Linked DNA regions of Homo sapiens: region 1 is linked to region 2. A link is an interaction called in ENCODE POLR2A ChIA-PET data of the cell type or tissue named here. Cell type or tissue: Caco-2. All regions are shown on one strand. Each heading gives the region's core, and the rest is flanking DNA. Links, peaks and the distances in the headings are about the cores only. Region 1 overlaps SH3RF1 (SH3 domain containing ring finger 1). Region 2 has its middle 64 kb from the start of SH3RF1.

Region 1 (2,918 bases), core at 311-2,810, 78 kb after region 2:
AATGTTTACATAGCAGCTGTTCCAAGAAAGTTCAAATCTGGCAGCAGAAAAGTACTGGGTCTCCATATATGAAGCATGAAAATATATGATGTGTGGAAGCTGAGAATCACCTATATGGTGGAAAGAATGAGGAGACCTGCTTTCTAGTCCTGGCTATGTGATTTGAGGCCAGTGTTTTCTCTTCTGTAGGACATAGTTTTCTCTTTTATAAAATGAGGCTTTTCTGATATCTGAGTTCTTTTGTAGCCCTGAAATTTAAAAAGTAATTACCGTAGCAAAAGCCAACTTTGATATCAAACATTTAGGACAAACTCAGATTGGCACCTGGATATGATCTTGGTGCATTGAGGTGACATGTGGCTCTCACATTTGCCCATTGACACCAGTAATCTGCCTTTAATGTTCCCTTAGAAGCCCACACTGTGCCTGCCACAGGAGCCTTCAGATGAACTGTTAGATTTAGAAGTGAGGTAGAGCAGAAAAGCAAGGACAGTTTAGGGAGCCTGACTTTGGATTAAGCTCTAAATAGGGCTGGTTTGCTTGCTAGATCTCATCTGCTAGAATTATCCACCTCTGTTCTGCCAGATTATTATCTTCATCTAAAGTTGTTACACTGCTTGAAATTCCAACAATTAGAGATTGTCTGCATATTAAAATGTCCTGCACTTTAGAACCATATTTAGAATTACCTAACCATATTTCTTTTCTCAGTTTTTACTGATGTGAGAACCCCTACTTTGATGGACAGGGCATTTATTATGCTGAAAGAGCGGGGAGGCAGGTAACTGAGCTGCTTTGAGGTCAGGCAAGCCTGGATGGGGGAAGCTGTAGTGAGGGGTTTAGACAGAGCGACCATGTCGTTTATCCTCTACCCTGGGACATTTTTGAGAGTGAAAAGGATGTTGTTGATAATTTTGCAGAGTCAACAGGAGTAAGTCAGGACTGTCTGAGGCGAACAGGGCCATAAGTTTACCCTAGCTGAGAGCAGTGTGAATGAGCACAGGATATAGAAAACAGGATTCATTAAGCATAGGGGAGATGCCAGAGAGTACAGAACTTTTCAAAAGTGTTCAGGGGAAATGCAGAGGAATTAATTTCTTCCTCTGAATGTTCCTTTTTTGTGTGCTCTGTGATTCCTGCTGGACAGAAAGTGTCTGGTAATAGGAAAAGCAGGAGATTTATTATCAGGCAGAACTTCCTCTGTTCCTTGTTATCTGTGTGGCTCTTGGGCAAGTTACTTCCTTACCTAATTTCTTCATTTGTAGAATGATGAAGAGCTGCTTTCCAAGTTTGTGAGGATTACATGAGATAAGGAATCTCAAATGCCCAAGACCTAGTACATGCTCAGTAAACATTAGTATCTTCAGTTTTCCCTCTTTCTAGAAATTAGAACTTTTAATACCATATCACAGTTATATTGTAAAATAAACTCTGGGGCAAGTGGATTGGCTCACATCTGTAATCCCAGTGCTTTGGGAGGCCAAGGTGGGAGGATCAGTTGTGGCCAGGAGTTTGAGACCAGCCTGAGCAACATAGTCGGATCCCCATCCCCCTTCTAAATTTTTTTTTTAAATTAGCTGGGCATGGTGGCATGCACCTGTAGTCCGAGCTCCTCAGGAGGCTGAGGCTGGAGGATCGCTTGAGCCCAGGAGTTTGAGGCTGCAGTGAGCTGTGATCTTGTCACTGCACTCCAGCCTGGGTGACAGAATGAGACCTTGTCTCTAAAAGAAAGAAGGAAAGAAACAAACAAAACAGACTATTGGTGTGTATGTAGTCTGGTAATTTAATTAATTAACACTTATATGTTAATACCATAGAACATTTCGTTCTGTTTTAAACAGCTGGCTTAAACTTCAGATACCCAAGCTGTTCATAAATTAGTGACTACATAAGATAGTTCTGGTTTTACGACTATAGTGTGACACTGGTTGAGTCAGTCAGCTTCTCTGGGCCTCATCTGTAAAAGGAAATGGAGAGCAACATTATCTATACTCCCTCCCTCCCTCTATTTCTCCCTCCCTTCCTTCCTCCTTCCCTTCCTCCCTTTCTTCCTCCCTTCTCCCTTTCTCTCTCCCTCCCTGCCTCCCTCCCTTTCTTCCTTCTCTGCCTCCTTCCCTGTGATTGGGGAAAATAATAGCTCAAGTAATTTTAAAAAAATTCAATTTAGTTATTTCTTTAGCATATTACTAAAGACTTAGACTCCTAAGACTTTCCGTAAGGGAAACTAGATGTGCTTTGTAGTGCAGTCCTAATTTTTAAAATTTAAGGAGCCCAGGCATGGTGGCTCACGCCTATAGTCTCAGAACTTTGGATGGCTCAGGCGGAAGGATTGCTTGAGCCCAGGAATTTGAGACCAGCCTGGGCAACATAGCAAAACCTCATCTTTACCAAAAACAAAAAAATTAGCTTGGCATGGTGGCTCGTGCCTGCTCTCTCAGCAACTTCAGAAGCTGAGGGGGGAGGAACGCTTGAATCCAGGAGGTCGAGGCTGCAGTGAGCCATGATCACGCCACTGCACTCTAGCCTGGGCAACAGAACGAGACTCTTGACTCAAAAAGAAAAAAAAAAAGTAATGTTAGGAAAGATTATTATGCCCATTGTTAAAACATGGATGTTTTAATGCACTGTTGGATAGATGGATGGATGGGTGGGTCAGTTGATCTATCTGGACTCTGTGTGTGTGTGTGTGTGTGTGTGTGTGTGTGTGTGTGTGTATGTGTGTATGTATGTGTGTATGTATCCATGCATATGCACATGTGTGTAGTGTTTTATTCCTTTGTGACTGATTTTTGCTTACCCTTCCCCAACCTTGCCCACCCTTCCCCTCACTTCCATACCATTAAGATTATGTGGCTTAAGTAGTTATTACTGGTCAGTTTTTCCATGTTTTGGTTATTTTTTAATAGCTCATATCTAGA
Region 2 (2,918 bases), core at 154-2,653:
TTCTACCAGCATCCATGGAACTATGGCAGGTTAACTTGTGAAATTGAATGTAGGTTAAATCTCAGACTCTTCACAGTGATCGACAGATATTGTTCTTAAATCTCCTGCAGTGAAGCTGTAAGTACCACTTTACCTCTCTCTCCGTCCCCTGTAAATGCCTAATTTAAGGCTATCTCCTCTCTTACAATTCCCTAAAATTATGTCAGCATTATCGGTCAAAAAGCAGATAGATTGTAAAGAGATTGATCTATTACAACACTTCACCTTTTCATCAGTTAGGACAGGGAATAAAAGAGGGAAGTTTTTGCCTCTGAAAAGCTGCCGAGGCCAGAACTGGAGACATTGACGAACATGTGAACATGAACACATTTTATTATCTTTACAAAGTCATCTGGAGCCAAGAATGCTTTAGCTGGAATACATCACCCCACTTGTCACCTCAGATTAGATGAAGAACTGATTTGTTGACAACTTTTCTTCAGGCTAGAGACACATATTCTACTCCGATCTCCCACTCCCAGCCCCAGAGAGCTGAGATAAAGGATAGTCCTGGCGCTGTTGAGCTTTATGAGATGACTAATTGGTGCCATTTGTGGTTAAATGTCATAAAGGCATCATATCTACAGCACTGTCATCATTCAAAACTAGGCAGGAGAAAGGAATAGGAAGAATGTTTTCGTTAACAAGCCTAAACCAGTCAGGGCGGGCTGTAGGCAAAGTCAGGAAACTGTTGAAGTTTGTCTCTGGCACCACCCACTCCTTTTCTTGTTTTAGTGCCTTTCCCCAGGATCTGTAGGACCCCTTCCAGCTGCCTTGGGCCGCACAGGCAGTGCCAAAGCGCTGTTCTTCCCAGAATCCTTACCATGCCGTGGAAATGTACCTGCCCAGGAATTTCCAAATCGTCACTGTTGCAAACCAACAGTACTCTATTCATCTTTCCTTTCTTTTTAATTAAATCACTCATGGAGAGACCCAGAAGACCAATTGGCAACATTATAGACTGAAAGCTATATGCTAAACTCTGGGAAACTGCATCTTTGTGGGTTGAATTGAGAAATAAATTTCTATGTATGTACACTTTGCCTTTTGAATTGAAGAAAAAAGATGGCTATAAAGAAGTGGGAAAATATTTCCCACTTTAGGGTGGGGAGGAAGAACTAACCAGAAGGGCACTCCACACTGTAGTAGAATTCTCTTCTCAGCCACAGACCCTGCCACCCACCTGCAGGAGTCTCCTCTTAACACATTCATTCTGTGACTTCCATTCCCTGTAGGCAGCATGGCTGAGGGCGAGGGAGGATGTATTGGGACCTCTGGAGAGGCTCAGAGGCAATGGGAGCAACACAGGCCTCTGTTCATGAATCATGAATCTCCTCTGTAAACCAAAAGGTATTGGAGACAGGTCTCAATCAATTTCGAAAGTTTACTTTACCAAGGTTAAGGACGCACATGTGACACAGCCTCAGGAGGGCCTGACAACGTATACGCACGGTGGTCAGGGTACAGCTTGCTTTTACACATTCTAGGGAGACATAGGGTTGGTCTAGTAAGGCAGGACAACTTGAGGTGGTCATAAGGAGATAAGAGACAAAAGGTTGCATTCTTTTGAGTCTTTGATCAGCTTTGCACTGAATACACAATTTAGTCTGGCTCAGTGAATCTGCATTTTCACCTAAACAATAGGGCAGAGGAAGCACTCAGATAAGCATTTGTCTCAGGTGAGACTCAGAGGGATGACTTTGAGTTCTGTCTGTCCTTTGTCCAGAAGGAATTTCCTTGTGGCCAAATTGTGAAGGAGATATGTAGCTTTTTATTTTGTAGCGGTCTTATTTAAAAATAACATGGGAGGCAGGTTTGCCTGACATAGTTCCCAGCTTGACTTTCCCCTTGGCTTAGTGATTTTGGGGTCCCAAGATTTATTTTCCTTTGACATCTCTAAAATGGAGAGGCAAACCAACCAGTCTCAACCAACATTGACAGTTAACAAAAGCAGTTGCCATTGTATTTGTTAAGACTCCTTCAGTCTTAAGAGACACAATCCCAAATCAAAATAGTTCAATTTCAAATGAATGTACTGACTCATATGATCAAGTCCAGGAATGGAGTACATATCAAAAGTTCAAGAAACTCCAGAGATGTCAGCAGGTGTCCCCTCTCTCTTTCTTAGCCTCTGCCTCTCTCTCTCTCTTTCTCTCTCTCGCCTCTGCTTTTCTCTGTCAGCTTCCTTCTCTCCCAATACACATGGATGTCTTCATTATGGTGGAGGCATCAGAGAGTTCCAGGCTTTCATCATCCCAGTCCCAATTCTGGATTCTAGAGAAAGTGGTTCCTTCAAGTGCTTGTATATAAAATTCCAACTGAGGTCACATACCATTTGGGGACCACTTTCTGAACTAAGAATGGACAGGCCTGTGTCACTTCCCCCCAACCCTGTGCAGAATGATGAACAAGGAATGAGGAGGGCTAAGCCTCTTTTGGGTAAGGGGAGAGTGGGAGTGTGGGGGCAAAGATCCCAGCCAGATCTAACAAAGAACGGCAAAGGTTTATGCAGGCCCAACTCTGATAAGGCAGTGAAGCTAGGTGTGTTCACACCTAGAAAGATCATCGCTCGGGCAGTTTGCCACTTGATTACACAATTCGCCTGTGTTTAGTCTGCCATTCTCTGGAGTTTTGGACAATTTCAGATCACTGGTGTCTGGGGCAAGCACTTCATAAGCTAAGTCCACTGTCATATATCACTGGGTATTGTGGAATTGAGTCCCTTAAAAGCTTCAAGGAGGCCAGGCCCTTTAAGCCCAGCTTACTATTAATTTTTATATCTTATGTCACACCTGTGGACAGCCATTAGAACAGGGGCAGCAGATAGGTGGCATTCATCCTGCCACTCCCTGCTCCCATGCCCCTAGCAGATATAACTC

The links. ChIA-PET counts read pairs that join two places held together with the same protein. Peaks named below come from ENCODE experiments on the same cell type or tissue, not always from the same donor. Only the 100,000 strongest peaks of a DNase experiment are listed, where the experiment ranks them.
Region 1: POLR2A ChIA-PET joins it to region 2 with 9 read pairs; 2 of 35 experiments call an interaction of 5 or more read pairs at or near these places.

The regions. Positions count from the first base shown.
Region 1 is chr4:169,255,419-169,258,336 of GRCh38, reverse strand. All of the region lies in intron 2 of SH3RF1 (SH3 domain containing ring finger 1), which reads left to right. Among named protein-coding and RNA genes, the nearest start is that of SH3RF1, 14 kb to the left of the region's middle. In Caco-2, for the core only: no CTCF peak of the experiment used is centred there; no DNase peak of the experiment used is centred there.
Region 2 is chr4:169,333,169-169,336,086 of GRCh38, reverse strand. No RefSeq gene overlaps it. Among named protein-coding and RNA genes, the nearest start is that of SH3RF1, 64 kb to the right of the region's middle. RefSeq lists an enhancer at 257-934. In Caco-2, for the core only: no CTCF peak of the experiment used is centred there; a DNase peak (open chromatin) is centred at 1,476.